Linked DNA regions of Homo sapiens: region 2 is linked to region 1. Evidence: read pairs that join two places in POLR2A ChIA-PET (ENCODE). Cell type or tissue: PC-9. All regions are shown on one strand. Links, peaks and the distances in the headings refer to the core of each region. The heading gives the core; the rest is flanking DNA.

Evidence for each region. Peaks named below come from ENCODE experiments on the same cell type or tissue, not always from the same donor. Only the 100,000 strongest peaks of a DNase experiment are listed, where the experiment ranks them.
Region 2: POLR2A ChIA-PET joins it to region 1 with 13 read pairs; 1 of 35 experiments calls an interaction of 5 or more read pairs at or near these places.

Annotation. Positions count from the first base shown.
Region 1 is chr20:51,706,004-51,721,577 of GRCh38, reverse strand. It overlaps ATP9A (ATPase phospholipid transporting 9A (putative)), which reads left to right. Exons shown (of 28, transcript NM_006045.3): 4 at 8,504-8,612. Among named protein-coding and RNA genes, the nearest start is that of ATP9A, 55 kb to the left of the region's middle. RefSeq lists enhancers at 8,134-8,644, 10,540-11,085, 14,163-14,662. In PC-9, for the core only: CTCF peaks have their summits at 8,750 and 8,949; a DNase peak (open chromatin) is centred at 8,867.
Region 2 is chr20:51,996,647-52,012,220 of GRCh38, reverse strand. No RefSeq gene overlaps it. Among named protein-coding and RNA genes, the nearest start is that of LINC01429, 140 kb to the right of the region's middle. In PC-9, for the core only: no CTCF peak of the experiment used is centred there; DNase peaks (open chromatin) are centred at 7,330 and 10,030; H3K27ac peaks cover 879 bases.

The DNA.
Region 1 (15,574 bases), core at 6,285-11,284:
TCCACCCACCTTGGCCTCCCAAAGTGCTGGGATTACAAGCATGAGCCACTGCGCCTGGCCCAAGAATTGTTTTTTCTAATTCTGTGAAGAACGATGCTCTTGGCTAATTTTAAAGCTTTGTGTAGAGACAGGATCTCATTATGTGGCACATACTCATCTCCAACTCCTGGGCTCAGGAATCCACCTACCTTGGCCTTCCAAGGTGCTAGGATTACAGATATGAGCCGACACGCCCAACTTATTAAATTTTTTTGACTAAGAGAAAGTTGTAAACATAAAAAAGATTTAGGCTCTCCTTAAAGAAACAAAAACAATAAACCTTTTTGCTGTTGGCAGTAGGTGAGGGATGATAAGGATTTGGTGTAGACGTGCTTGTGGAGTGGAGGAAGCCAGATGCTCAGGGACCAGGGAGTGGGCGTGCATACGCCGTACGTGCCATGTTATCAGACAAGTGATGCCAGCAGCTCTTGCCCTGAGAAGAGGAAGGGAGGTCATTTCTTCCACACAAACAATGCAGGTGCTTCTGAAATGACGAGAATAGTTCTTTTCTGCTCTGAGTCATTTTGGGGTGAAGTAGCATCCTGAGAGCTAGAGAGGCCCTTTATCCAAGCATCCCTTCCCCTCTGATAACAGACATTCCTGCCTGTATCAGGTGGCATGCTTAACCAACTGCCAGGTGGTGCCTGCGCCTTTAAGCACTGATATTGTGATCATCAGGAAACGGTTTTTGTTTTTGTTTTTTGTGAGACAGAGTCTCGCTGTGTCGCCTAGATTGGAGTGCAATGGCGCGATATCGGCTCACTGTAGCCATCACCTCCCGGGTTCAAACGATTCTCATGCCTCAGCCTCCTCAGTAACTGGGATTACAGGCAGCCACTACCACACCCGGCTAATTTTTGTATTTTTAGTAGAGACGAGGTTTCACCATGGTGGCCACGCTGCTATCAAACTCCTGACCTCAAGTGATCCGTCCACCTTGACCTCCCAAAGCTGGGATGACAGGTGTGAGCCACTGCGCTAGGCCTAGGAAACTGTTGGGCTTTACCTTATAAACTGAGATGCCCTAGAGCTGGGCTGATGCAGTAAAGCCCTGGGAGAATGAGAAGCTCCTGTCGGCTACTCTGCCCAGTCAGGTACAAACAGGGACCAGGAGTTGCCAGACCCAAGAGTTACAAACTCTATAGTTTTATGTGAAATACTCTAACTTCATTTTAGTTTTTTAGTTCCATAACTGTTTACTGTATACTTACATAAAAATCAAACCATAAGTTACTTTAACAAAGTTGGTCTACAATGTATATAAAATAACATTTATCATACTGCCTTTTATTGGTTATCTTTTTAAAGTGTAGTTATTTGAAAGGTAGTACATTCACATGACTCAAGAAATATACAAATGTTCCTTTTGAAGAATCTACTTCCATCCAGTTTTGCAATACTTTCATTTCTTGTCCTTCCCTCCAGAGTTGCTTATGAACAAAGTACAATGAATAAAAATTCTTACAACTTTCTTTTTATTGATTGATTCATTGAGAGTCTCACTCACTGTCACCCAGGCTGGAGTGCAGTGGCATGATCTGGGCTAACTGCAACCTCTGCCTCTCGGGTTCAAGTGATTCTCCTGCCTCAGTCTCCTGAGTAACTGGGATTACAGGTGTGTGCCATCACGCCCAGTTAATTTTTGTATTTTTAGTAGAGATGGGGGTTTCACCATTTTTGGCCAGGCTGGTCTCGAACTCCTGACCTTAAGTGATCCTCTCGCCTTGGCCTCCCAAAGTATTGGGATTATAGGCGTGAGCCACTGTGCCCAGCCCGTTTCTTCTTCCCCCCCCTTTTTTTTTTTTTTGAGACAGAGTCTTGATCTGTTGCCAGGCTGGAGTGCAGTGGTGCGATCTTGGCTCACTGCAACCTCTGCCTCCTGGGTTCAAGCGATTCTCCGGCCTCAGCCTCCCAAGTAGCTGGGACTACAGGTGCGTGCCACCACGCCCAGCTAATTTTTGTATTTTTAGTAGAGACGGGGTTTCACCATGTTGGCCAGGATGGTCTTGATCTCTTGACCTCTTGATCCGCCCATCTTGGCCTCCCAAAGTGCTGGGATTACAGGCGTGAGCCACTGCGCCTGGCCCATGTTTCTTCTTTTTAGGAAAAAAATAAGATACACATAGTTTTTAATCATTTTTAAAAATTTTTAGTATTTTTTCTCTTGATTTTTAAACATCAACAACTCATTAATAACAATTTAAAGCAGTATGTGAATTGGACCCATCCCTTTTCCTCGTGGTCTGTATGTTCAGGCTGTCCCTTGTCCTCTCTGCTCTTGTTGAAGGTGAGGGACTTTCATATTACCTCACCCCTGTGCTTCTGGGCTCAGGAGGCCCTTCCCTGGCCCCCAGCAAGGAATGCTCCAGACCCCATCTCTCAAGCCACATCTCTCTCTCTTTTTTTTTTTTGAGACAGAGTCTCACTCTGTCGCCCAGGCTGGAATGCAGTGGCTCGATCTTGGCTCGCTGCATCCTCCACCTCCCGGGTTCAAGCGATTCTCCTGCCGCAGCCTCTTGAGTAGCTGGGACTACAGGCGCGCACCACCACGCCCAGCTAATTTTTGTGTTTTTAGTAGAGATGGGGTTTCATCATGTTGGTCAGGCTGGTCTCGAACTCCTGACCTCGTGATCCACCTGCCTTGGCCTCCCAAAGTGCTGGGATTACAGGTATGAGCTACTGCACCCGGCCTGTTTTTTTTTTTTTTTTTTTTTTTTTTTTTTTGAGATGGAGTCTTGCTCTGTTGCCCAGGCTGGAATGCAGTGGTGCGATCTCGGCTCACTGCAACCTCCGCTTCCCAGGCTCAAGTGATTCTCCTGCCTCCACATCCCCAGTAGCTGGGATTACAGATGTGGGCCACCACACCTGGCTAACTTTTGTAGTTTTAGAGATGGGGTTTCACCATGTTGGCCAGGCTGGTCTCGAACTCCTGGCCTCATGTGATCCGCCCACCTTGGCCTCCCAAAGTGCTGGGATTACAGGTGTGAGCGCTCGACTCAAGCCACATCTTTTGAATTATCTTAAAAGCCAGATCCTGCCATTCTTTTTGCCCCCCACTCCTCCAAAGCTGCTCCTGTTCACTGTTCTTTTTTCAAATAGAAAAGATCGCATGATATTGGAGAAATATTTAAAGTACCAAAACAACCAAACAAACAACCCCCCCCCACACACACATAGGGTGATGAAAATCACCTGTGTAGCTACTACCCTAAAATATCCCATTTATGATTCTGGTGTGTTTCCTTCCAGTGCCTTCTTACTTATGCATGTATTTTATGTATACTATAACTTACCTTACATAAACCATATATATTCTGCAGATGCATGTTTTATAGATTTGGGATCCCAAGGTGTCCTCGAAGGCAGCCATGTGTCTCTCCGTCTCCCTGCCTTTTATATCTCAAGCGTGATGTGCAGTCTGGTCTCTGCCGCCTCCCCTTATCCATTGCCCTGGCTGCAATGTCTTGGGGTACAGACATGAGCAGCCCTGCAGCCTCATTTACACTATCATTGGTATGCATGTTAGGAGGAGACCTTAGCCATGTTTGGCATACATTTTTCCTTTTCTTTCTTTCTTTTTTTTTTTTTTGAGACGGAGTCTCTGTCACCCAGGCTGGAGTGCAATGGCGTGATCTCAGCTCACTGCAGCCTCCACCTCCCGGGTTCAAGTGATTCTCCTGCCTCAGCCCCCTAAGTAGCTGAGATTACAGGCATGCGCCACCATGCTCGGCTAAGTTTTGTATTTTTAGTGGATACGGGGTTTCACCATGCTGGCCAGGCTGGTCTCGAACTCCTGACCTCATGATCTGCCTGCCCTGGCCTCCCAAAGTGCTGGGATTATGGGAATGAGCCACCACACTCGGCAATTATGACTTTTTAAAAATTTATTTCCACTGAGGCCTTCTCTGCCCCTACTCCCACCTCTGCTGTCTCCTGACTGGCCTGTTTTCCCTTTGACTATAGCTTAGGATAGAAGCCAGGCAGGTTAATAGCTTGTTTCTAGGTTTTGGCACCTCCAGCAGTTGGTCTCCACGTTGTAGACCCTTTTTAGTCAGCTTTTCCTGTGATGGCTAAGTTGGGGGATATTTGTCTTGTATTGTTGCCTCTCTTTCCAACAGCTACAGAAAAAAGGGTTTGTGGTGAAAAATTAGACAGCATCTACTTCTAGGTGACCATCGCTGATTTCCTTAATAGATTTTTATGTAGAGAGTCAATTTTCAGTTCTTGGCTAGAAGACATTTTGAAACGTCTTCTAGCCACTCTGAAAGTTGCCTCATTTCAAACCCAACTCTTAAGTGCAGCAGTTCTGAATGAGGGCTGTGGAGCCAAGTGGTTTGGGTTTAGATCTTTTTTTTTTTTTTTTTTTTTTGAGGCAGTCTTGCTCTGTCACCCAGGCTGGAGTGCAGTGGTGAGATCTCAGCTCACTGTAACTTCCGCCTTTCAGGTTCAAGCGATTCTCCTGCCTCAGCCACCCGAGGAGCTGGGATTACAGGTGGCCACCACACCCAGCTAATTTTTGTACTTTTAATAGGGGTGGGGGTTTCACCATGTTGGCTAGGCTGATCTGGAACTCCTGACCTCAGGTGATCCGCCCACCTCGGCCTCCCGAAGTACTGGGATTACAGGTGTGAGCCACGACAGCTGACTCTGAGAAGTCGTGTAATTTGAACCAAGGCTACTTTTCTGAGCCTCAGTTTTGTCATCTGTAAAAAGGAATGATCCTTTCTACTGCCTTGGTTTGTTGGGAGGTTTAAATGAATTACTGCAAGTAAAAATGCTTCATGTGGCTGTATAGAATTCTCAGGAAACATTCTGATTTTAATTTTTAAATTCTGCCACTAATGACATGTTTTTCATTGTTAAGTTTTAAATTTTTTGCCCCTGAGACAGAGTCTCATTCTGTCGCCCAGGCTGGAGTGTAGTGGCTCAATCTCTGCTTACTGCAACAATCTCTGCCTCCTGGGCTCAGACAATCCTCCTGCCTCAGCCTCCTGAGTAACTGGGACCATAGCACGAGCCACCATGCCCAGCTATTTTTTTTTTTTTTTCTGTTTCAGGTTTCTATTTTCTTTTGTAGAAACCAGCTGATTCTTTTTGTAGTTTTTGTAAAGATGGGGTCTCCCTATGTTGCCCAGGCTGGTCTCGAACTCCTGGGCTCAAGCGATCTTCCCGCCTCAGCCTCCCCAAATGCTGGGATTATAGGTGTGAGCCACCACACCCAGCCATGTTTTAGCTTTTAATAATTTTTTCTTGGTACTAATATGTTAGGGGAGAAGTAACTCAGGAGAGCAGAAATAATCTGTAACATTATATGATGACCAAATAAATGTGGAGTATTTTTGTTATTGAGATATAATCTATATACCATAAAATACACAGATCTTCAGTTTTCAGTTCATTGAGTTTTGACATTTGTCAGCCTCCACATAAATACCACCTCAATCAAGATATGGAACATTTCCATCACCCCAGGAAGTTCCCCAGTGCCTGTTCCTATCACCCCACCCGCCCCCACCACCCCAGGCAACTGCTTTTCTGATTTCTATCTCCCATAGATTAGCTTTGCTTTAGTGAATTTATTTTTGAGGTACAACTTGGCAAAAGAGGCTTGCACTTTCAGAGTTGCTTGTCTGTGAGTTGTCACTGCCTATGATTCTTCACCAGCTCCAACAGCTGCCTCCTTCAACAGCCCCCCTTCCCCTGCCCATTAAAGCTTCTTTCTAAATATCTGTGAATGGATATTAAGGACCTCCTAAATTGGATGGTTGGAATTTATTCCTGGACTACATTTGCATCTCTTTGTAAGGCAATTTCACCAGCCTGGCCAATACGGTGAAACCCTGTCTCTAGTAAAAATACTAAGGCATGGCGTGGCCCCTAGGATTAATGAGAACTGTGTGTGTATATGTGAAGGGAGACGTGATAATTTAGGAGGTGGTATTTATTTGCAGCAGGGAGGTTAGTGAGCGGCTCCTGTCTTTGTATGAGCACACACTTTCCATGAACATCAATGGGATTTAGCCAGGCCCACGCAGAGAGAAATAGAAACTGGAACATTCGAAAAAACAAACAACAACGAAAACTTGGGTTTTGGCACAGAACAACAAAATAGCAGCATAGTGGAGGGGGCAGCCCTGCACACCGGGTACGTGCTCCTCACAGAACAGGTTTTCTCTCACTCCCTATGTGGTCTGGTTATGCTTTGATTCTGAAATGTACCAGTTTCTTTTGGCTGCAGTGTGTACTTTACATCTGATTGGAAACAGGAGTAATCCTTTGATTGTAAAGATGTATGGGCATTGGGAGGAGTTTCACAAAGCAGCACATCTCTGGATAGATTTACATAAGAGATTTAAAGTCCTTTGAATCGAAGTTAATATATTTCACAGGGTAAACTATGAAAGTGAAATTCTCCAAGAACCACAACTGCTAACCCTTGGGTGGTTATGCTGACTGTATTTAAAAAATAACTGTCCTGGCAAGCTTTAAAAGGGGATAGGGGAAGGAATGACAAGGAAAACGAATGACTGTAAACAAGTAAGTAAAATAAATGAATGATTTTGGCTTTATTGATTACAAGAGGAAAAAAATCTAGATTGGAAGTAGATTCTGCTATGGGTGACTCCCTCCACCCAACCAGATATTATGAGTTGGGGTTCCCAACTCAGAGGAAAGTTGGGGAAGTTTAAAATTTTTATTAGTTTCTACTTATGCAATTAATACTTTAATAGAGTTTCCTTATAAAAACTTAAAACAGCTGGGCGCAGTGGCCCATGCCTGTAATCCCAGCATTTTGGGAGGCTGAGGTGGGTGAATTGCGTGAGCTCAGGAGTTCAGGACCAGCCTGGGCAACATGGCAAAAACCCATCTCTGCTGGGCGTGGTGGCTCACGCCGGTAATCCCAGCACTTTGGGAGGCCGAGGCGGGTGGATCACCTGAGGTCAGGAGTTCAAGACCAGCCTGGCCAACATGGTGAAACCCTGTCTCTAGTAAAAATACAAAAATTAGGTGGGCATGTAATACCAGCTACTGGGGAGGCTGAGGCAAGAGAATCGCTTGAGCCCGGGAGGCGGAGGTTGCAGTGAGCCGAGATGGTGCCACTGCACTCCATCCTGGGTAACAGAGTGAGACTCTGTAACAATGACAACAACAACAACAACAAACCATCTCTACCAAAAATACAAAAATTAGCCAGGCATGGTGGCGCACACACCTGTGGTCCCAGCTACTCCGGAGGCTGAGGCAGGAGGATCTCTTGAGCCCGGGAGGTGGAGATTGCAGTGAGCCAAGGTCATGCTACTGCACTCCTGCCTGGGTGACAGAGCGAGACCCTATCTCAAAACAAACAAAAAAGCCCTGTAATCCCAGCACTTTGGGAGGCTGAGGTGGGCGGATCACGAGGTCAAGAGATCGAGACCATCCTGGCCAATATGGTGAAACCTCGTCTCTACTAAAAAGACAAAAATTAGCTGGGCGTGGTGGTGCGTGCCTGTAGTCCCAGCTACTCGAGAGGCTGAGACAGGAGAATCGCTTGAACCCGGGAGGTGGAGGATGCAGTGAGCCGAGATCGAGCCACTGCACTCCAGCCTGGTGACAGAGTGAGACTCCAACAAACAAACAAAACAAAAAACTGAAGACATTACAGATAGGCTGAAGCACCTTTCAGTCCCTCCCTATCCTAATTCTAGTCTCCTTCCCGGCAGAGAAATCTAACCTGTAGTTAAGGAAATTGGAAAACATTTAATTGTATAGAATCTTTGTTGCTATTTATATGAATGGGGTTGCAGTGTATGTCCTGAAAGATGGATTTTTTCCACTTGGCTCTGTGAATGCAATGGATGTATCTTATTCTGTTTAACTGTTGCCTGGTGGTCCCTCTTACTGGCTCCATCCACCTAAGTTTCTCTAGATACAGTGGCAGTAAAGATTAAGATTTCCTACATTGCAGTTCCCATTTATCACTTAGTAGCTTTATGTCTTTGGGCAAGATTACTCAGCCTCTCTGTGCCTCAGTTTCCTCATCTGCATGGGGATCTCAGTTATAGGAGCATATCTCAGGGTTGTTATGAGGATGAAGTGCACTTCCAATACTGCCCAGCACATGGTGGGTGAGAGACAGTATTAGTAGTCACCATCGTTTGCTTGTGGAGGGACAGTTTGAGTATTCCTGTGTGTGTCACCCTCACCCTGAGGTGGTGAATGTGGACGTGCTTGTGTGTGTGTGGCAGTGAGTGTTTCTCTAGGGTAGTGTTTCTACAGGTTGTGTTTGGGAGTGCATGTTCCCTAAGACAGATTCAGAGAGGGGGCTTGCAGCGGCGTGTGCATTTGGAATAACTCACAGGTCCTGCCCCCCTGCCCTCCCAAGTGACCTCTCGCCTTTCCTGCCCCTGGCACCAGGAGGGGACGGTTGGCTGCAGCAGGGCTCACTGCCTGTAGCAAGACTCACTGTCGTCTGTCTCTGCAGGGCTTCGTGCTGGCCGTCACTGTCATCCGTGAGGCGGTGGAGGAGATCCGATGCTACGTGCGGGACAAGGAAGTCAACTCCCAGGTCTACAGCCGGCTCACAGCACGAGGTCAGCCTTCTGGCTCCTGGGCCACAGGGTTGCAGCTCAATCACGGGCCGCTGACAGTCAGGGGAGAAGAGTTCAAGGCCCGGGCCGCAGGTGTGGGAATGCCACGTGGCGGAACAGTCGCTTGGTTACTCCAGCACCAGGGAGGCCTCCATCTGCCCTGGATGACAGGTTGACGGGGTCCCACCAGGCCCTGGCAGCATCCACAGGCCTCTTGGTGTTGGTCTTGTCAAATAACTTATGTGTCATAAACCTGGAATTACATTTTGTGTGCTGGCATCCCAGCTGGCTAATCCCTTTCCCGTTCTGCCGCCTGGCTGAAGAGGGAAGTAGGGCGCCTCTGCTGTTCAAATGAGAGGCTGCAAACTGTTTTCAAAGATACTCTTTTGGCAGTGATTAAACTGTTGCTACTTTAGTTTTTAGAAAGGCAACCGATTTAGATAAATAACTGCATCCATGAAGATTTCTTTGAAGGCATTTTATAAATCCTGGAAATTGAGGCCTGCAGAGCATGGAGTCTGATCCAAAAATAAATGACCAGTTGTGTATGTCAGAGTTATATGTATTGGGCTCAAAAACAAAAAATTGAAATTTTGGCCCAGTACAGTGGCTCACGCCTGTAATCCCAGCACTTTGGGAGGCCGAGGCGGGCTGATCACAAGGTCCGGAGATCGAGACCATCCTGGCTAACATGGTGAAACCCTGTCTCTACTAAAAATACAAAAAAAATTAGCCGGGCATGGTGGCGGGCGCCTGTAGTCCCAGCTACTTGGGAGGCTGAGGCAGGAGAATGGCGTGAACCTGGGAGGCGGAGGTTGCAGTGAGCATAGACCGCGCCACTGCACTCCAGCCTGGGCGACAGAGCGAGACTCCATCTCAAAAAAAAAAAAAAAAGACCAGCCTGGCCAACATGGTGGAAACCCTGTCTCTGCTACAAATACAAAAATTAGCTGGACATGGTTGCATTCATCTGTAATCCCAGCTACTCCGGAGGCTGAGGCAGGAGACTCACTTGAACCTAGGAGGCGGAGGCTGCAGTGAGCCAAGATCACGCCATTGCACTCCAGCCTGGGTGACGAGGGAAACTCCATCTCAAAAAAAAAAAAAAAAAAAAAATTGAAATTGAAATTTTAATAATATTTCCCAGGGATATGAAAAAGCTTTAATCACTGACCCCCCACTTGCAAGATATGTGCATTTTAAATGCTAGAACTTAAAAACCCACTGAAACACACGGTGGAAAAGCCACAAAACAACCCAGCCATTGTTGATGTCTGTGTCTGACTACAATAGATTTACTGTAAGGTTGCATTCAGAAATGAGAGAATGTTACCTAAAGTTTGCTAATCTGGCCAAGGAAAGTCTATTCGATTGTCCCCTAAGATGACTGATCCCATTCAGGGATTAATGCTGTTTAAAGAGGTGGAGGGGAATAAAGGCTATGCCTTGCCTTCAGGAAATTGAGAATTTGGAAAGAGATAAGATGGTTAGATGCCAAGGGACTTAGCACCTGAGCCAAGGTCTGAACTGCTGTTTAAGTGCTTTATGCTTCCAAGGAAGCAGTCCATCCATGGTTCCTTCGGGGTTTTCAGTAGAGTTTTCCTTTTGGGAAAAATGTCAAAGGTGTATGTTTTGGGCTAAAAAAAAATGCAGATTTTAATTATATTTCCCAAGGGTATGAAAATACTTTGTTTTAGGGTATTTGAATACATTGTCGTGGTTGGTGGTCTTAAAAATATGCACATCTCTGGGAGAAGGGGGAATTTAGAGTTGGTAAAGAAATGCTTTATTCATGCTAAACTACTGTATTTAGGACATGTTGCTACCAAAAGAAAAAGAATCAGTGTAATCTTTGCAGAGGCAGGTGGCTTGGGCTTTCTGCGTGAGTAGTCAGAAGACCCTTCTGGAGGGCTTTTTTTGTGTGTGGTTCGTGTATATTAAATCCTCCCTTAATAACATATTCTTACTATAACATTTAAAACGCTTGGCAACCAACAAAAGCCCCATCGGAGAGAGTGCGGTGGATCTCTTCAGAGCTCAAGAGAAGAGGCCTTCGGATTCCATTCATTCATCCATCCGGGCTTCGACCCTCCTTTGGTTCTTTTCATATTGCAATTGCTTTTCCCGTGAATGATTTTTCTGCCCTCCACTGCACGCCCCTTCCCAGCTCTTGCTTCAACTTCACTCAGCTCTTGAGAAAGTCCTAAGGAGAATTGGCAGATGGCTCTAGCATTAAAAACTTGTCTTCCTTTGTGGGTCTCTCTTTGCGGCCCCTGGTGTCCATTGTTATGCCAATCCCACTCTAGGGAAAACAGAACACAGTTCTGAATATTAACCCAGACCCTAGCGCTGCAGTTTGTTGTGAAAGCCCAGCAAAACACTGAAGAAACTGTCAGCTTGGAAAGTGATCGAGGCGAGTTTAGTTATTTGATACGCTTTTGGGGGGAGGGCCAGAGTAGCAAACCTAAACTGGGAGATTGCAGGGAAGAGGGAGAAAAAGAAGCCTTTTTTGACTTTCCTGTCGAATTCCTTCATAATATTTCCTTGAGCAAAAACTTCACCATCTTCACTTAGTAAGTTCCAAAGCAAAATGAAATAAGTATGTATGAGTATATTCATGATGGACTGTTTTCTTTCTATCACATGAAGTTTTTTTCTTTTTTTTTAGACGGAGTTTCGCTCTTGTTGCCCAAGCTGGAGTGCAATGTCGCGATCTTCGCTCGCTGCAACCTCCACCTCCTGGGTTTAAGCGATTCTCCTGCCTCAGCCTCCTGAGTAGCTGGGATTACAGGCACATGCCACTACACCCAGCTAATTTTTTGTATTTTTAGTAGAGATGGGGTTTCACCATGTTGGCCAGGCTGGTCTTGAACTCCTGACCTCAGGTGATCCACCTGCCTCAGCCTCCCAGAGTACTGGGATTACAGGTGTGAACCACTGTGCCCGGCCTCACATGAGGTCTTAAAATGTTCTTTTCAACAGTATTTTGTGGGGTGAAAATGGCCAGGAGTCAGAATGCCTTGATCACTAGATTATAGACCATGGTATTTACCTACCTGCTACATCCTTTTATGATGAATAATAATAGCAGTACTTGTATTATTGTAGTTAAATTTTAAAATTTGTTTTTGCAATAATTCCTAACAAGCAAAAAATTTGCAAGAATTATATGGAGAATTCCAATATGCCCTTAACCCAGATTCATGAATTGTGACATTTCACCACAGTTATTTATTTATTTAGAGACAGGATCTCACTGTGTCACCCGGGTTGGAGTGCAGTGGTGGGACCTGGACTCACTGCAACCTCCGCCTTCCAGGCTCAAGCAATCTTCTCACTTCAGCCTCCGAGTAGTTGGGACTACAGGTGCACACCACCACGCCCTGCTAAATTTCTATTTTTTATTTCTAGAGATGGGGTTGCCATGTTGCCCAGGCTGCACAGTTGCTTTTTTTCTTCCCCACCGAACCCCCTCGCGCAGGCTGGAATGCAATGGCGCGATCTCGGCTCACTGCAACCTCTGCCTCCCGGGTTGAAGCGATTCTCCTGCCCGAGCCTCCCGAGTAGCTGGGATTACAGGTGTGCACCACCATGCCCTGCTAATTTTTGTATTTTTAGTAGAGACGGGGTTTCACCATGTTAGCCAGGCTGGTCTTGAACTCCTGACCTCAGGCAGTTGGCCCACCTCAGCCTCCCAAAGTGTTGGGATTACAGGTGTGAGCCACTGTGCCTGGCCACAGTTGCTTTTTAATACTTTTGTTTCCCCCAATGTCCATATACATATAGGTATATCTGGGGTCATTTGAGACAAGTTGCAGACATTCCCTTTTGTGCCTAAATACTTAAGTGCTTAATTCCTTGAAGGACGTTTCTCTTATATAACACAGTTATGTACAATTACCAAAATCAAATAAATTGAGCATCAATATATTGCTATTAATCTAATTTACAATCCTTTTTAAAATTTTGCTATTTGTCCCTAAAATGTCCTTTGATAGCATTTTTTTCTTAGTTCAGGAACAGACCAGGTTTGTCAGTTATATTTAGTTGTCCTCTCTCCTTGGTCTCTAGCCTGGCAGAGCTCCTCGGTTTTCTTTGTCTTTCGTGATCTTGACATTTCGAAGAGGACAGGCCAGTTTCAAGGCAGTTACTTTGTATCCTGTCCCTCCATTTGTATTTGTTGGATGTGGCCTCAAAACTAGATTTATTTATTTATTTATTTGTTTATTTATTGAGACGGAGTCTTGCTCTGTCGCCCAGGCTAGAGTGCAGTAGCGTGATCTCAGCTCACTGCAACCTCCACCTCCTGGATTCAAGCAGTTCTCCCTGCCTCGGCCACTCAAGCAGCTGGGATTACGGGTGTGCGCCACCATGCCTGGCTAATTTTTGTATTTTTAATAGAGACGAGGTTTCGCCATATTGGCCAGGCTGGTCTCGAGCTCCTAGGCTCGAGTGACCCGCCCGCCTCGGCCTCCCAAAGGTCTGGGATTACAGGTGTGAGCCACCATGCCTGGCCAGTAATTTTAAACAGCTGAATTAAAATCCTCATTAATAGGAACTCATTATTGGGAGGAAAAATGGATGACAGGTTTTTTTATTGTTGTTGCTTTGTTTTAGTTTTCAACATTTTAGATAATTTTATTTCAATCAAGGTGTATCATTTTTTTTTTTTTTAAATCATAGAGATGGGATTTCGCCATGTTGCCCAGGCTGGTTTTGAACTCCCGAGCTCAAGTGATGGCACCCGCCTCACCCTCCCAAAGTGCTGGGATTACAGATGTGAGCCACTGTGCCCAGCCAAGGTGTATCTCGAACAACATCAATTGGATTAATTTTTGATACAACTGCCATGGCTTAATAAAATGTATTTGAAGTACTTTGATAATCAAATTAGCTATCTACATGGAAATGACCTTTTAGTCATTATTTTAGGAAATATTTGGTTGGGCACAGTGGCTCATGCCTGTAATGCCAGCACTTTGGGAGGCTGAGGTAGGATTGCTTGAGGCCAGGAGTTGAACACTGCAGTAAGCCATGATCACATCACCGTACTCTAGACTGGGGGACAGAGCCAGACTCCATCTCTAAAATACACGCTACACACACACACACACAAACACAGTTGAGACTTCATCATGTACCAAGTCTATGCTAGGTTTCTGCATCACAGAGATGAACGTGAGAGCCTGGGGTCCCAGGAAGTTATAATCCAGTGAGGCGTTCAGGCCTGTAGACAGATAGTTACAAAAAGTGGAATAAGTGTGGTGATCCTCATAAGGAATGTCCCTTTTCTGGCCACTGCATTCTCGGTTCTGAGCATCGTTCCCAGGAGTTGAAAGTAGTGGCTCCAAACTTGCTCTGCCAGGGTTCAGGAGTCCTGCTTCCACCTGGGTAGATCCTTTAAGTTCTCAGTAAATGAATCTACATCAGGGAAAATAATAGCACCTACCTTAAAGGGTTGCTGTAAGTGAAGCTCTTGCATGGGAAGAGCTCAGCACTGTGCCTTGGGACTTGGCATGGTGGAGAGAGGCCAGTGTGGATGGTATTGAAGCAGGCATTTCTTAAGTGTCAGTGGGTGGATTAATGGAGGTATGAGCCAGGGGTGATGGGAGTCCATCAGAGAGAATCTGGTGATGTCTTTCCAGAAGAGGTGACCTTCATCTTGAGTCTTAGAGGAGGGAAGAGAGCAGGACTGGCTACATGATTTGTGGGACCCAATGCAAATGAACATGTGGGACCCTTATTCAGAAATTATTAAGAATCTCAAGATGGCAACAGCAGGGCATTAAACCAAGTACGGGACCCACCTGAACATGGAACTCAGGCCAGGACCCAGATGGCATGCCCTGGTAAAGAGTTCTCCAAAAAGAGCATCAAGTCGAATGCAAAGCTGCAGCCTGTGACGGCTGGGGTGGCAGGCTACAGAACCCCAGGTTCCAACAGCAGCTTGCTGTTCCCAATTAGGCGAAGTTTCCTGAGCCTCTCCAGAGAAGACCACACAGGCCAGTGAGAACCTGAGGCTATGGAAGGGTTGATTCTGTGTTTGAAGAATTCATATACAGTACAGGCATGCTATAGGAAAAAGGTGGCACTGAGCTGTTTGAAAAACTGCTGTTCAAATTAGGAAGCAGGAGAAAAAATGAAGAAAGGCTACCTGCCATCAGCTAGCCAGGTGCTAGATAAGGTTTAATCTGTAGTTTCTTTTCGTTCTTTATTTTTGAAATGGGATTTCACTCTGTCACCCAGGCTGGAGTACAGTGGCACAGTCACAGTTCACTGCAGTCTCTACCTCCCAGACTTAAGTGATTCTCCCACCTCAGCCTCCCAAGTAACTGGGACCATAGTTGCATGTCACTATACCTGGCTAACTTTTTAATTCTTTATAGAGATGAAGTTACCAGGCCAGTCTCGAACTCCTGGGCTCAAGCAATCCTCCTGCCTTGGCTTCCCAAAGTGTTGGGATTACAGGCATAAGCCAATGTGCCCAGCCTAGTCTGTAGTCTTCTAGATAGCCCTGTGAAGGTAGCTTTTATGGGTGTGGATGTAGGGAAGGAAAACATTTCTTTCTCTCACTCATTGCTAGGTTCATGGCTGAGGCCCCTATAACAAAATAGAGGAAAAGCATCCTGTCTTGGATGATGAGCTAGCAAAAGGCAGAGCTGGAATGTGAACCCAGGCTTGTTTGCATGTAAAACCTTAGCCTTTAAGTCAAGTTACCTACTATGTGCCAGGAGGTGAGCTCAGCACTTTTGCATATAATATCTCAACAACTGCTACAGCGTTCAGCCTTAATACATATGCTACAGGGGTGCTTTTAAGATTTGAGTCATTTTAAAACACATCTCTGAGTCCAAAGAAACCTATCAATCTAGCCTCCTCATTGTCAGATGGACAAACTGTTGAAAACCACATGGGGTAGTGCTTTTGGATAAACAAGCATCCCTTTCCTCCTACTTACAAATTCA
Region 2 (15,574 bases), core at 5,325-10,324, 290 kb before region 1:
TCAGGAATTTAATAATGGACAAGTATCACTTAAAAGCAGCAGAATTTATATATATTCGAAAAAGAAAAATTGGCTTGGGGAAATTTTGAAGATTGTGTCAGATAAAAATCATGTTAAATGATTTCTGTTTTTCACTAGAAAACTCAAAACATATTGGTTAAGAATGATCTTATTCCAGTTTCATCTTCTCTTCAATATGTTTAATAAAGGGGGTAAAATAATGCAAAATGTTATTAACAGGAGAGGGCAGAAGTTAGGTGAATGGGGCTCCTTGCTTTAGGAAAATTTATTTTCATTCAACTTCGATGGTCAATTTTAGGAATCTAAGATTTAAGGCTGGAGGTGAGAGAATTGCCATTTTCAGCATTTGTTCAAACATGTTGATGTTCAGTATCATATTGGAATTCTGTCTAACAATTCCAATTTTGTTCCAGAGGGAACAAGAGTGGTTCATTTGGGTACACCTGCCAAGATGTGTACAGCTGGCTAGATTTTGTACAATGCATCAACAAATTGGTGTATTAACACTTTTTGACAATAGCTCCTGAAATGCATTACCATGATCTTCAGGAGGCAAAAATTATGAAGCACACATATATTGACTCCAGGAAGAATTTCTGAATTAAGCCTAAAACATATGTATGGATGTACTTGCATAGAAATAAAGGTCTGTTATTTGTATATAGCAACCTGATAGCAACTGATCCCTCTTAAGGGGATGGGGACTGAATTTAGGGATGGTGATCAAAGACTTTTAGCTTTATTTCTGAAGCATGCATGTTTTTACAGAACAAATTGGATTTATGCATTCGTTGTATAATTAAAATTTGATTGAAAATTGTAAAACAATCATTTTAAATGTATGAAAACTAATAAGAGCAGCAGTCACCACTAAAAAACAACATGCAACCAACCACATTGATTTAATTAATTAACATTACTACATTTATATTTATTGTACAACAAAATGCAGTAACCTTCCTTTTTCCTCGGGTGAATAGTTATGATAGTATAGCATTGAAATTTGAATATATGACAATGTGTTAATTCCCACAAGGATTTGAAACCGTATTCATGCATCACTTTTTCTGGATCACCCTCTCCCCATCCAAAAATAAATAAATAAATAAACAAAATGAGGTCCACAGTTTCGACAAGACCAAGGAGGTGTCCTTGCAGTCAAAATGAATAGGCAAAGCTGCTTAGTCCTGTAACTGCTACTTCATCCCGGACTCACAGCACTCCCGGTTTGACATTTGATTCCCTGAAAAACATCTTATCAGATCAACAATGATTGCCGTCCAAAAAAGAAAAATCCCCTGCCTTTCCTCCATAGGAGGGATGTCAGTCACTGTGCAGAGATTCTAAAGCTCCGAGGCCATGACCAGCAGAGGAGTCATGGCGCGTCTGAAGGGATAAGGGCAGATAAAGTGTATCAAAGGGGGCCTTGACACATGGGATGCTACGCAGGCCTTCTCCAGAGCTTCTCTGGCCTAACTGACAGGGGATTAATCCACGGGAGGGCGATAAACAACGGCTCAAGTGGGATTGAGGCCCAACACCTGGATACGAGGTTGGATCCAGTCTGGGAGGCTCACCATGCTGCGAAGGAACACAATCTCTCCCAACACACTTCTTAACCGCCCCTTCTGCTGCTTGCAGGGCCTCTAGCTTGACACTCTTCCCCTTGAATAACAAGTTTGAAAAATAGGTTGGGATTTTGTTTGTTTGTTTGTGTTCTGTGCTTGTGAGCCAGAGAAACTGAAGAGTTTAGAAATTCAACAGTTGCCTGCTGAGAGTTCTTATAGAAAAGGGTTTCATTTGACAACCAAATGCAGTGGGGCAGATCTTGCTTGGATCCTGATTCCATCAAATCCAGGGTAAAGCAGGCATTTTTGAGATGCTGAGGACCTTTGGGTAGTAGATGATATCAAGGAAACATTGTTTGTTTTGTTGGACAAGATAATGGCATTGTGTGGGAGTTTTCTTTAATAAACTTTAAAAACATTGATGAATACTAAGTGTATAGGGTAAAATGACACGAAGTCAAGGATGCTTTTTTTTTTTTTTTTTTTTTTTGAGACGGAGTTTCACTCTTGTTCCCCAGACTGGAGTGCAGTGGTGCAATCTCGGGTCACTGCAACCTCCGCCTTCCGGGTTCAAGTGATTCTCCTACCTCAGTCTCCCGAGTAGCTGGGGTTACAGGCATCTGCCACCAGGCCTGGCTAAATTTTTTGTATTTTTAGTAGAGACAGGGTTTCACCATGTTGGCCAGGCTGGTCTTGAACTCCTGACCTCAGGTGATCCACCCGCCTCAGCCTCCCAAAGTGCTGGGATTACAGGCATGAGCCACCACACCCAGCCCAATGATGCATTTTTAAAAAACTTTTTAAATTATATGATACACTTTTTAAAAACTTTTAAAATAATAATTGAGCACATTTATGCGGTACATAGTGATGTTGTGATACATATAATGTATAGTGATCAGATCAGGGTAGTTAGTCATGTCCATCATCTTTGTATCATTCTTTGCACTGGGAATATTCAGTATCTTCCTTCTAACTATTTGAAACCATATAACATGTTTTGATTAACTATAGTCATCCTACAGTGTGATATGCTTTAAAATATAAAGGTGGGGTAAGGAGAGGAGACTCTCTGAAGTAAGTGTTGCAAAATCTTAATTACTGAATCTGGATAATGGCCTATGAGGGTCCGTAGTACTATTCACTCTACTTTTAGGTGTGTTCGAATATTTTTGCCAAAACAATTATAATAATTGTAATAATAAGCTTTTTTAAATGTTCCAAAGAGGCCAGGTGCGTGGCTCACACCTGTAATCCCAGCACTCTGAGAAGCTGAGGCAAGTGGATCCCTTGAGCTCAGGAGTTCAAGACCAGCCTGGACAACGTGGCGAAACCCCATCTCTACAAAAACTACAAAAATTAGCCGGGTGTGGTGGTGTACACCTGTAGTCTCAAAAAAAAGAAAAGTTCCAGAAAGTGTCAGTGTTGGTGTGAAAATTCAGAGTTCTACATCAGTTGGTTCTGTGACCTGGCCATGCTTTGTAAGTGCACTAAATCATGAACACATTCTCTTTTTTTTGAGACAAGTTCTCGGTTTGTCGCCCAGGCTGGAGTGGAGTGATGCAATCACAGCTCATTGCAGCCTCAAACTTCCAGGCTCAAGCAATCCTTCCACCTCAGCCTTCTGAGTAGCTGGGACTACAGGTACACGCCACTATGCTTGGCTAATTTTTATTTTCTGTAGAGACAGGATCTCGCTATGTTGCCCGGGCTGGTATCAAACTCCTAGGTTCAAGTGATCCACCTGCCTAGGCCTCCCAAAGTGCTGGGATTACAGGTGTGAGCAACCACGCCCGGCCATGAACACAATCTTATCTGCATGGATGAGGCAGAGACGCCCTTCAGAAAGTGGTGGCCGGCACCGTCAGTGGCAAGCAGAAGCTGAGTAAACTGAGATGATGGTTTTCTTTTTTGGGTTGCACTGTCTCGTTAGCAACACCGCTGCCCCTGACTGAGTGCTTGCTCTCCACAGACGATCTCATTTAGTCCTTATGTGAGATCTATTTCATTGCCCCTCTTTTACAGATGAGGAAAGTGTGGTTCAGAGAGGTTAAGTAAATTTCTTAAGGCCACCCAGCTAATAAGTCATAGATCCAGAATTTGAACTTAAGGAAATCAAATTTTAGATCCTATGCACTGCTTGATAACCCCCTCCCCTTTTTTTTTCCTTTTCTTTTTGAGATGGAGTCTCACTCTGTTGCCCAGGCTGGAGTGCAGTGACATAATCTTGGCTCACTGCAACCTCCACCTCCTAGGTTCAAGCAATTCTCCTGCCTCAGCCTCCTGAGCAGCTGGGATTACAGACACCCGCCACCACACCTGGCTAATTTTTGTATTTTAGTAGAGATGGGATTTCACCATGTTGGCCAGGCTGGTCTTGAACTCCTGACCTCAGGCTATCCACCCATCTCGGCTTCCCAAAGTGCTGGGATTGCAGGCATGAGCCACTGTGTCCGGTCACCTTTTTTTTCAGATGAAGTCTTGCTCTGTCACCCAGGCTGGAGTGCAGTGGCGCGATCTCAGCTCACTGCAACCTCCACCTCCCAGGTTCAAGTGATTCTCATGCCTCAGCCTCCCATGTAGCTGGGACTACAGGCAGGCAACGCCATGCTCAGCTAATTTTTATATTTTTAGTAGAGATGGGGTTTCACCATGTTGTCCAGGCTGGTCTTCAACTCCTGACTCAAGTGATCGACCTGCCTCGGCCTCCCAAAGTGCTGGGATTACAGGCGTGAGTCACGGCGCCCAGCCTGATACCTGTTTTTTGTTTGTTTGTTTGTTTGTTTGTTTGTTTTTGTTTTTGAGACGGAGTCTCGCTCTGTCGCCCAGGCTGGAGTGCAGTGGTGCGATCTCGGCTCACTGCAAGCTCCGCCTCCCGGGTTCAGGCCATTCTCCTGCCTCAACCTCCCAAGTAGCTGGGACTACAGGCGCCCGCCACCAAGTCTGGCTAATTTTTTTGTACTTTTAGTAGAGACGGGGTTTCACCGTGTTAGCCAGGATGATCTCGATCTCTGACCTCAGGTGATCCACCTGCCTCAGCCTCCCAAAGTGCTGGGATTACAGGCATGAGCCACCGTGCCCGGCCCAGCCTGATACCTGTTTTTAACAAAGGAGAGGAGAAAAGAGGAGACAAGGACGATCCGCACAAGCCTTGCTTGCCTGCCCTTACTTGGCATCAGAATCCTTGTTAGTTATTTTGCTCCAAATGACCCATTTGGATTTTTTTCAAAACTCACTCAGTGAAATCTTGCTCACAGATTCTGTTCTTTATCTAAAATTTTGGAATTTCGCTCATCTTGGACTTTTGTTGGGCACTGAGCAATTGTATGTATTACTGGTTAAATATCACAAATCCAAAATGCTCCAAAGGCTGAAGCTTTCTTGAACACCCACATGACACTCAAAGGAAATGCTCACTGGAGATTTCAGATTTCAGGTTTTCAAATTCAAGTATAATGGAAATATTCCAAAATCTGAAAATATTCCAAAACCGAAGTACTTCTGGCTCCAAGCATTTCAGATCAGGAAATGTTGAACCTCATTTAATCCATAACAACTCAGGTGAACATTCCTTCCATTTGACAGATTAGACATAAAAGGTGAGTAATTTGTCCAAAGCCGCATAGCTAAAAAGTGGCAGAGCAAAACATTGCAATGAAATATTATTTATCTTGATTACTGAGTTTTTTTTACAGCCCCTTAAATTTTCTGCCTCCCTCTAGTCCCAGCCCTGCCTGTCTGGTGGCTAATGAGATGTTTTAAAAGGTCCTAAAAAGTAAATAAATTAAATAGCTGGGTTGGGGGTTTTGCCCTCCCTACTATGCATTTCTCCCCAGCAAAAACCATGTCTCTTTTATCTTTTTGTCCCCAGTTGTTCACACACAGAAATGTATCAAGCCAAAGCAAAATCTCTGATTATCAGCATGTTTCACCCTGTTCAGAAATTTTAACAAATAATGCTCATAGTCAAAAGATGACAATGATGGATGAAGACCAAAAGATAGGTCATTGATTATGTAGCTGTTTCAACTTATTAGGAAAGAAAGACCAGCATTTAAACAATAAAAGCCCTAGAAAATAATACTCATAAACAGGACTTAGAAATAAGAAAGGGTGGCCTGGCACAGTGGCTCATGTCTATAATCCCAGCACTTTGGGAGGCCAAGGCAGGTGGATCACCTGAGGTCAGGAGTTTGATACCAGCCTGGCCAACATGGTGAAAACCCCATCTTTACTAAAAATACAAAAATTAGCCGGGCATGGTGATGCATGCCTATAATCCCAGCTACCTGGAAGACTGAGACAGGAGAATTGCTTGAACCCGGGAGGCGAAGGTTGCAGTGAGCCGAGATTGTGCCACTGCACTCCAGACTAAGCAACAAAGCGAGACTCCACCTCAAAAGAAAGAAAGAAAGAAAGAAAGAGGAAAGGGAGCACATGTAGACATTTTGCCTGATGATTTGCAGTTATTGCAGCTAGATATAGAAAAATACTGATTTACAGTTTTGAAGGAAGGACTGACAGAGACAAAGAAAAGCACATTACTCATAATAATCCTAATAACAGTAGTGAGAGTTTACCCTTTGAGGAATTCCAGGCTATGTCAGGAGAACAGTGCATCTGTTTGGGAACCAGCATGAAATTTTGGCAGCTTTGGGTCAAAAGCGACTGTGTCTAACAAAAGCAGGAATAATGACAATTAACAATATGCACAGAACACTCAGCTAAACATGTTATATGCATTCACTCATTTAATCTTGCTAGGTGAATATTGCTCCCTATTACAAAAATGCAAACCTTTGCCCAAAAGTCTCCTAGCTAGAAAAAGGCAGAGCAGAGATTTGAACCAAAACATAACACCCCTCATGACCATTTAAACCAAGGGGAAAAAAAATCAGTTACTTGATTTTTATTTTTTTAGAGGCGGAGTCTCACTCTGTCACCCCCGCGAGGGTGCAGTGGCATGAACATAGCTCACTGCAGCCTGGAACTTCTGGCCTCAAGGGATCCTCCCACCTCAGCCTCCCGAGTAGCTGGGACTACAGGTTCGTGCCACCACCCCCAGCTAATTTTTATGTTTATTTTTGTAGAGACGGGCTGTTGCTTTGCTGCCCAGTCTAGTCTCAAACTCCTCACCACAAGTGACCTCCTGCCTTGGCTTCCCAAAGGGCTGGGATTACAGACATGAGCTGCCATGCCCGGCCCAGTTACTTGATTTTTTTTGTTTTTTTGTTGTTTTTGGTAAAACTTCCCTACATTCCTGATGGCTTGATTATTTCTCATACCCTTTTGTTGGCTTCTCCTGAAGCCTAAACTATTAGCAATAGACTAGTAGAATCTTCTAGGCTGGTACAAAACTTAAGATAACTTTCACATGCAAGTATTATGGGGGGAAATATGGCTGACACTTTTAAAAAAAGGACCGAAAACCTTCTCAGCTCATTGTGGGTCTTTTAATTCTTCCCAGAAGATAATAAAATCCTACTGACCCTAAACCAAGCTGCTCAGTAAAATAATAAAAGGAAACCAGTTGCCCATACTGTGATTCTGACTTGCAGCCCAGGGTACACAATCTTAGCAAGTGGTACCAGGGGATCTTCCTTAGATGAGTCTGAAAACCGAAAGGTAGAGGAAAGCCACTGGACATCCCTCAGCAAAACCCAGCCACCAAAGGAAAGAAACACAGCTGAAGCAGATGGCAGGTTTCCTGGTAAATTGCAGAAACATAAATTGCATAATCTCTCCCACAAAACTGTGCGAGGGTGTGCACCTACTAGCAAATTGCATCAGTCCCAGATATGCATTTTTTTTCACATTTTTACATCTCAGATATTAGGCCTACGTCTTAGAATCAAAGGCATATCACAGATTGGTTAGTATAAGTTTTTCTTTCTTTATAGTACCTAAAAATAATTCTAAAATGTACAGTTTGTAGTATCTTGGATTCAATGAAATAATACATTGAAAAATCAATCACCTGTGTGATTCTGCTTAAAAAAAAATCCTAGTTTATATCTACATAATCTGTTTTAGGAGATTAAACATCAGTACATATGTTGCCTCATAATAGAGAAAAACAAAGGCTATCAGGCCAAAATATGCAAACAAGTCACAGTAAAAATAGATACGTGGATTCCAGCCTTAAATTGCTTATGAAAGAAGCGAAGCTTAATTGTTTGGTTAATGCACTGCTGTCTTGTCCAGCCATGCATAATTTTAAACCTGCTGAAGATGATTTGGTTAGAATATGAGAGTCACTTCATTTTTCATATTAGCTTGCAAAAGTTTTGTCTCCATTCAGCACCAGAAGCTGCGTACACAATAGCATGCATGAATCTTGTGTATCAGTGAAGAGAGCCCCTTGAACTCCGCCTTACGGGAACAAAGAGTTTCCAAGATGCATCAGAGTAGCAGATGTTGAGTTATCTGAAGGGTCAGAATGCCAATTAGATATTGAACATGGCAGGAGGAGGGTGGAGTTTCCAAAACAAATGAAAGATGAATGGGAGCGGTCCCCGAGTTTAGGCTTAGGTCCTGCTGTTCTTTTGTACAATGATTTGTGGCAAATTTGTTTTGTCACTGAGGCATAGTTCCCCCTGGGTCTTAAAGTGATTTTGTAATCACCAAAAGATTTTTTTTTCTTTAAAATATACTTTTCCTGATCAAAACAGGATATAGTACCTTAAAAATAAATTTGAGTAAGCCACATATTATCTATGTGAGGGATGACGAAGAAGAGTCCTACATGAAAAAATAGAAGACAGAAGCAGTCAAGAGGGAGGGAATCATTCCACTAAAAAAAAAAAATTAGGTAGAAATCCAAAAGAATTCAGGGGATCATTTTTTCACACTTTAAAAAAGATAAAAACTTATTTGGTCTAGCAATTTACGAATTTTGCTGATTTTTCAGTTTCATAGGGTAAAGGTATAATTTTAAATCTAAGAAGCCTACAAATGAGAAAAAATGTGGGAAACCTGAGATGCAAAATGCTCCCATGGTTAATTATGTATTTGTATCGGTGTTACCATCATAAATCATCCTTAGAGAAACAAAACCAAGTAGTTAAGAGGACAGACACAATGGCGTTCTGTTTAAATAATTTCATTTGGTCCTTGAAATACTTTTGGCTATTTTTTCTCTCGAAACCACCCACATTTAGTAAAATTATATCACTGAGTAGACCCTACCCTGTTCTCTCTCCTGACTCCTGGCGAGTACTAGACCGTGGAATACCAAAGGCAAACCGGCAAAAAAGGAAATTGGGATTGCATTGATTTAAATCAGTCAGTGCTGCGACCAAATTATTTAGTTCTCTCTTGACCTTTGGAGGTCAAATTTGACTATTTACGCTATCTGCTAATGCTTTACTATTTTTCATTGCTTTGCCTGTTAACAATTCTGACCTGCAGCCTTTCCAGCCTGCAGGGTCGTTATATTAAACAATCGCTAATTGCTCCCGAAACATATGCTCCTGTTTTAAAATGCCATTTGAGTCCAAGCCCAACCAAAACCCATACATTTGTTTCACGAATGAAAACAAAATGTAAGCATTTTGATATTTCTGAGAAGCCAAACATCGTCAGATTTGAGTGATAAGGTGGAAAATAACCTCTTCCTCAAATTAACATGGAAATGGCTTAGAATAAAGACTATTCCTAAAAAACGAATATTAAAGGCAACACATACTCTCCTGTAATCACATTGTCAAATATGCTACTTTAACATTCCTGCAGAGAAATATGCTTTTATCCTTCCTAAAGATCTTAAATGCAAGAATATTATATGACATTTTCTTCCTCTTCATTTGTCTATCCTACAAATATGAGTGTCTGATGCTGATGATCCTGGTATAGAGGGGTGAGCTAGATAGGCAGAATTCTCTGAAATTGGACTTTTTGTTATCTGTATTGAAAATGTTACATTTGTTAAAGAACAAACGAGAGACAAACAGAGATGTTCACATTTCCAATGTTTACCATGAAGAGAGGTGAACACGAAGTTGTTTGTCAAGGAGCATGGTTTGCTTTCCAAAATTTATCTTAGATTGTATTTGAGACAAAAAGAACTTCTTTACTGCCCACAAGAGAAAAGATAAGTAATTCATTTCAGATCAAAATAGCCAGAGAAAAAGAGCAAATTAAGATAACTCAGCTAAAATAATGATAATAATAATACGGCTAATAATAACAATAATAACCCAGCTAATAATAATAATAATAATACAGCTAAACCATGCGATTGAAATTTCATGCAGGAATTTCCAGCAGTTTGGCTGGGGGTGGTGCATGCTGCTTTCAGCCCCCAGTGGTGGATCAGGGATATGTGATGTCAACATAATCTAGCAAAATCTCTGCTCTCGGTGATGCTGCTGTATGTAAACAAGTGAAATACAACAGGAAAGTCGTTCCCCATCAACTTCCTGGTTTCCTGCTCTTTACATTCTGACACGTAAACCTCTAATTCATTTCAGAATGCAAAGGTCACCGCAAAAAATCTGAGGCTAAATATACCCTTTTGTCCAGCAGAAGGATCACAGAGATCTTTTTTTTCTTTTTACCATAATGTGGCCATGGCCAGGTGTTTCCCATGTTTGCCTAACCGCATTGGGAGTGTGTTTACAGATCTGAAAAATAGCCTTCAACACTCATTTAAAATATACTTTTTAGCTGGAATAATTGTTAGAAGTATAGAAAAGTTGCAAAGTTAATACAGAGAGCTCCTGTCACCTCACTTCCCCTAACAGTAACATCTTGCCTACCAAGGGTACATTTGTCCAAACTAAGAAATTAATATTGGACAAAGACTATTAACTAAACTCCAGGCTTCCTGGATTTCCCCAGTTTTTCCACTAATATCCTTGTCTAGGATCAAACCCAGACTACCATGTTACATTCAGGCTATTATAAACTTGCAAATTCAAATATTTTTGTGACTTATCTCTCAAAAAATTTATTTGCGATTTATCTCTCAAGAAAATTATTGTCTCTTTAAATTACTTTAACTTAAAAATATGTGGGAGGCTGAGGCAGGCGGATCACGAGGTCAGGAGATCGAGACCATCCTGGCTAACACGGTGAAACCCCGTCTCTACTAAAAATACAAAAAATTAGCCAGGTGTGGTGGCGGGCACCTGTCGTCCCAGCTACTCGGGACGCTGAGGCAGGAGAGTGGCGTGAACCCGGGAGGCGGAGCTTGTAGTGAGCTGAGATGGTGCCACTGCCCTCCAGCCTGGGCGGGCGACAGAGTGCCACTCCGTCTCAAAAAAAAAAAAAAAAAAACGGACGCCAGGCATGGTAGCTCATGCCAGTAATCACAGCACTTTGGGAGCTGAGGTCAGAAGACAGCTTGAGTCCAGGAGTTCAAGACCAGCCTGGGCAACATAGGGAGACCCCATCTCTTTAAAATAAAAATAAAAATATGGGCCAGGCACAGTGGCTCGCGCCTATGAATCTCAACAAAATTAAAAAATGATATTAAGAGGCTTTTTTTTTTTTTTGAGACAGAGTTTCACTCCTGTTGCCTAGGCTAGAGTGCAATGGCACGATCTTGTCTCACTGCAACCTCTGCCTCCCGGGTTCAAGAAATTCTCCTGCCTCAGCCTCCCGAGTAGCTGGGATTACAGGCATGCACCACCACACCCGGCTAATTTTGTATTTTTTTTTTTTTTAGTAGATAAGGGGTTTCTCCATGTTGGTCAGGCTGGTCTCCAACTCCCGACCTCAGGTGATCTGCCCGCCTCGGTCTCCCAAAGTGCTGGGATTACAGGCGTAAGCCACCATGACTGTCCCTATTAAGAGGCATTTTAGGAGTAAAAAGAAATCTGAATTTATTTTAATGATTTGGATCTAGATGGCAAAAGAATTCACATTTTACAGACACATTTATTTATTTATTTATTTATTTATTTATTTATTTATTTATTTATTTATTTATTTAATTTTGAGACGGAGTCTCGCTCTGTCGCCCAGGCTGGAGTGCAGTGGCGCGATCTGGGCTCACTGCAAGCTCCGCCTCCCGGGTTCACGCCATTCTCCTGCCTCAGCCTCCCGAGTAACTGGGACTACAGGCGCCCGCCACGACGCCTGGCTAATTTTTTGTATTTTTTAGTAGAGACGGGGTTTCACCGTGTTAGCCACGATGGTCTCGATCTCCTGACCTTGTGATCCACCCGCCTCGGCCTCCCAAAGTGCTGGGATTACAGGCGTGAGTCACCGCGCCCAGCCCAGACACTTATATTTAAACAGGATACATATTTTATCAGTTGAGAAATTTACTTTATCCAAATAAGGAATTAAATTGTTTTCAAATTCAAAGAAGAAAAGAATAAGAGATATCTTTAGAGAGTAGAACCATAAGATACCATTTCTCACCCATCACATTTGCACCAATTAAAAAGATTGATAATATTTTTGGCCAAGTTTCCTAGCTTCTTTGTACCTCAGTTTTCCTCTCTGTAAAATGGAGACAATCATTGCTCTTACCCATGGAGAAGGAAGATAGAAGCGTGGTTTACAGTAAGGATTCTATAACCGGACTTTCTGATCCAACCTGGCCTGTCCCACTTCTTGGCTGTCGGATCCTGGAGAAATTACTAGACCTAAGGTTTCATGCTTGAGTTTCTCATCTGTAAAATGATAATAATAATAATAATATCCACCCCAGAGGATTTTTACAAGGACTAAGTGAGATGATGTACATAAAACACTTAGGGCCCGGGGTGGTGGCTCACACCTGTAATCCCAGCACTTTGGGAGGTTGAGGTTGGCAGATCAGCCGAGGTCAGGAGTTCAAGACCAGCCTGGCCAACATGATGAAACCTTGTCTCTACTAAAAATACAAAAACTAGCCAGGCATGGTGGCATGCGCCTGTAATCCCAGATACTCGGGAGCCTAAGGCAGGAGAATTGCTTGAACGCGGAGGTTGCAGTGAGCTGAGATGGCGCCATTGCACTCCAGCCTGGGTGACAAGAGCAAAACTCTGTCTCAAAAAACAGAAAACAAAACAAAACAAAAACACTTAGGACAGTGTTCAGCATGTCCTATATAATCATTTCCTATAATCACTTACTATTATCATTTTCTGATTTATCTAAGAATTAATTAGATTAACACATGTAAAGGGCTTAGAACATAGTGTTAATTAATGTTAGTTCTAATTATCCAGTGTTGATGAGGAAAGACAAGAAAAGGGCATTCTACTTTTGGAACTCAAATTTGTAGCAACTCTGATAAAAAGTTTACATTTGATCCACAATTCTGCTTCTGGGAATCTAGCCTACAGAAATTCCTGCACAAGTGTATAAATATGTGTATAAGATGCTCATTGTGGCATGATTCATAAAATCACTCCCATTTGTCCCCCACAAAAGGAAAAAATACGACAACTTATGTTTTCATCAACTTGAAAATAGTAAAATGGCCAGGTGCGGTGGCTCAGGCCTGTAATCCCAGCACTTTGAGAGGCCGAGATGGGCAGATTGCTGGAGCTCAGGAGTTGAGACCAGCCTGGGCAACATGGTGAGACCCCGTCTCTACCAAAAATTAGGCGGGCATGGTGGTGTGTGCCTTTGGTCCCAGCTACTCAGGAGGCTGAGATGGGAGGATCGTTTGAGCCTGGGAGGTGGAAGTTGCAGTGAGCAGAGATTGCACCATTGCATTCCAGCCTGGGTGACAGAGCCAATCATGTCCAAATAAAAAAAAAAAAAAAAGGAGAGAGAGAATAGTAAAATGAATATTGGGTAGCCATCAAAGGGAATGAGATATGTTTTTATTTGCATACATGGACATCAACGGATATATATGATACATTCATTGTTCTTTCATTTATCCATTTGTTGATTATAATAAATTTTATTTATTTTATTTATTTATTTGAGACAGAGTCTCACCCTGTTGCCCAGGCTGGAGTGCAATGGCATGATCTTGGCTCACTGCAACCTCTGCCTCCTGGGTTCAAGCGTGCCACCACACCCAAAGGTATCTTTGGTAGAGATGAGGTTTCACCATGTTGGCCAGGCTGGTCTCGAACTCCTGACCTCCAGTGATCTCCCTACCTTGGCCTCCCAAAGTGCTGGGATTACAGGCGTGAGCCACCGTGCCCGGCCAATAATAAATATTTATTGAGTGTCTATTAGGTGCCAGACTCTGCTTTAGGTGCTGGGGACACACATTATGAAAGACAGACACAATTTCTGCCACCATGGAGCCAGCATTCTAGGAAGGGCGCAACCAGCAAACAAGCTAAGAAGCATCTGCCCACGTGTCAGAGAGGAGACCTGCAAAAAAAAACTAAAAAAGTCACACCGGGTAAGAAGAGGAGGTGGAGGCCGGGCGCGGTGGCTCACGCCTGTAATCCCAGCACTTTGGGAGGCCCAGGCAGGCAGATCACGAGGTCAGGAGATTAAGACCATCTTGGCCAACATGGTGAAACCCTGTCTCTACTAAAAATACAAAAATTAGCTGGGTGTGGTGGCGCATGCCTGTAATCCCAGCTTCTTGGGAGGCTGAGGCAGGAGAATCGCTTGAACCCAGCGGGTGGAGGTTGCATTGAGCCGAGATTGCGCCACTGCACTCCAGCCTGGCAACAGAGTGAGAGTGAAACTCCATCTAAAAAAAAAAGGAGGAGTTAGAAGAGGAAATGGTTTACAGAGGGAAGTCAGGGAGCTCCCTTTTAAGGAGAAGATATGCTCAGATTTTAATACATCCAGGGATGCAGGTCTACAGATACCTGGGGGAAGACTGTTCCAGAAAGAAAGAACAGCAGGTGCAAAGTTTGTGGTTTGGAGTTCAGCACTGAATGAAAAAGATGTGAAAGAAGATGTGGACCAGGCACAGTGGCTCATGCCTGTAATCTCAACACTTTGGGAGGCCTAGATGGGAGGATTGCTTGAGTCCAGGAATTCAAGACCAGCCTGGGCAACATAGTGAGATCCTGTCTCTACAAAAAATACAAAACATTAGCCGGGCATGATGGTGTGTGCCTGTAGTCCTAGCTACCTGGGAGGCTGAGGTGGGAGGATCACTTAAGCCCAGGAGTTCAAGGCTGCAGTGAGCCATGATTGTGTGATATGGTTTGGCTGTGTCCCCAGATCTCACCTTGAATTGTAACAATCCCCACGTGTCAAAAGCAGGGCCAGGTGGAGATAACTGAATCAGCGATTTCCCCCATACTGTTCTCATGATAGTGAATAAGTCTCACGAGATCTCATGGTTTTATAAATGGGAGTTCCCATACACAAGCTCTCTTTCCTGCCACCATGTATGATGTGCCTTTGCTTCTCCTTTGCCTTCTGCCATGATTGTGAGGCCTGCCCAGCCACATGGAACTGTGAGTCCACTAAACCTCTTTCCTTTATAAATTACCCAGGTATGATTTTATTAGCAGCGTGAGAACAGGCTAATACATCTGCCACTGCACTCCAGCCTGGGTGACAAAGCAAGAACCTGTCTCAAAAAAAAAAAAAAAAAAGGAAAATATGTGTAGGCTTCTATTTTTGAAAAGGGGAGAAAAAGAGATAAAGATGTAAGTAGATAGACTGACAATGTAACAAAGGTCTGTAATAGAAAAGGCTGCAGCAGAATATGCCACACTGTTGATAAGTGTTTGCCGCAGGGCGCGGAACTAGGGAGAGAATCTTTCAGGTCTTCCTTTATAAACATCTAATTGTTTCTATGTTTCCAATGAGCATGTATGATTTGTAATTTAGAGAGCAAACAAAATAATTTTTTAGAGTTCTAGAAGAAAAGTAGTCTTTTCCTAAAATAGGACAGAGTTTTTAACAGCAGCACTGTTGACACTTGCAGTGGATGATTTGGTGGGGAGAGAGCTGTCGTGCGTCTTGTATGATGTGTTTAGTAGCATCTCAGCTTCTACCTGCTAGATCCTAGCAGCATCCTCCAATCGTGACAACTAAAAATGACTCCAAACATTGCCATACGTCCTCCAGCGCAGGCGTCCCCAACCCCGGGCCACAGACCAGTAGGA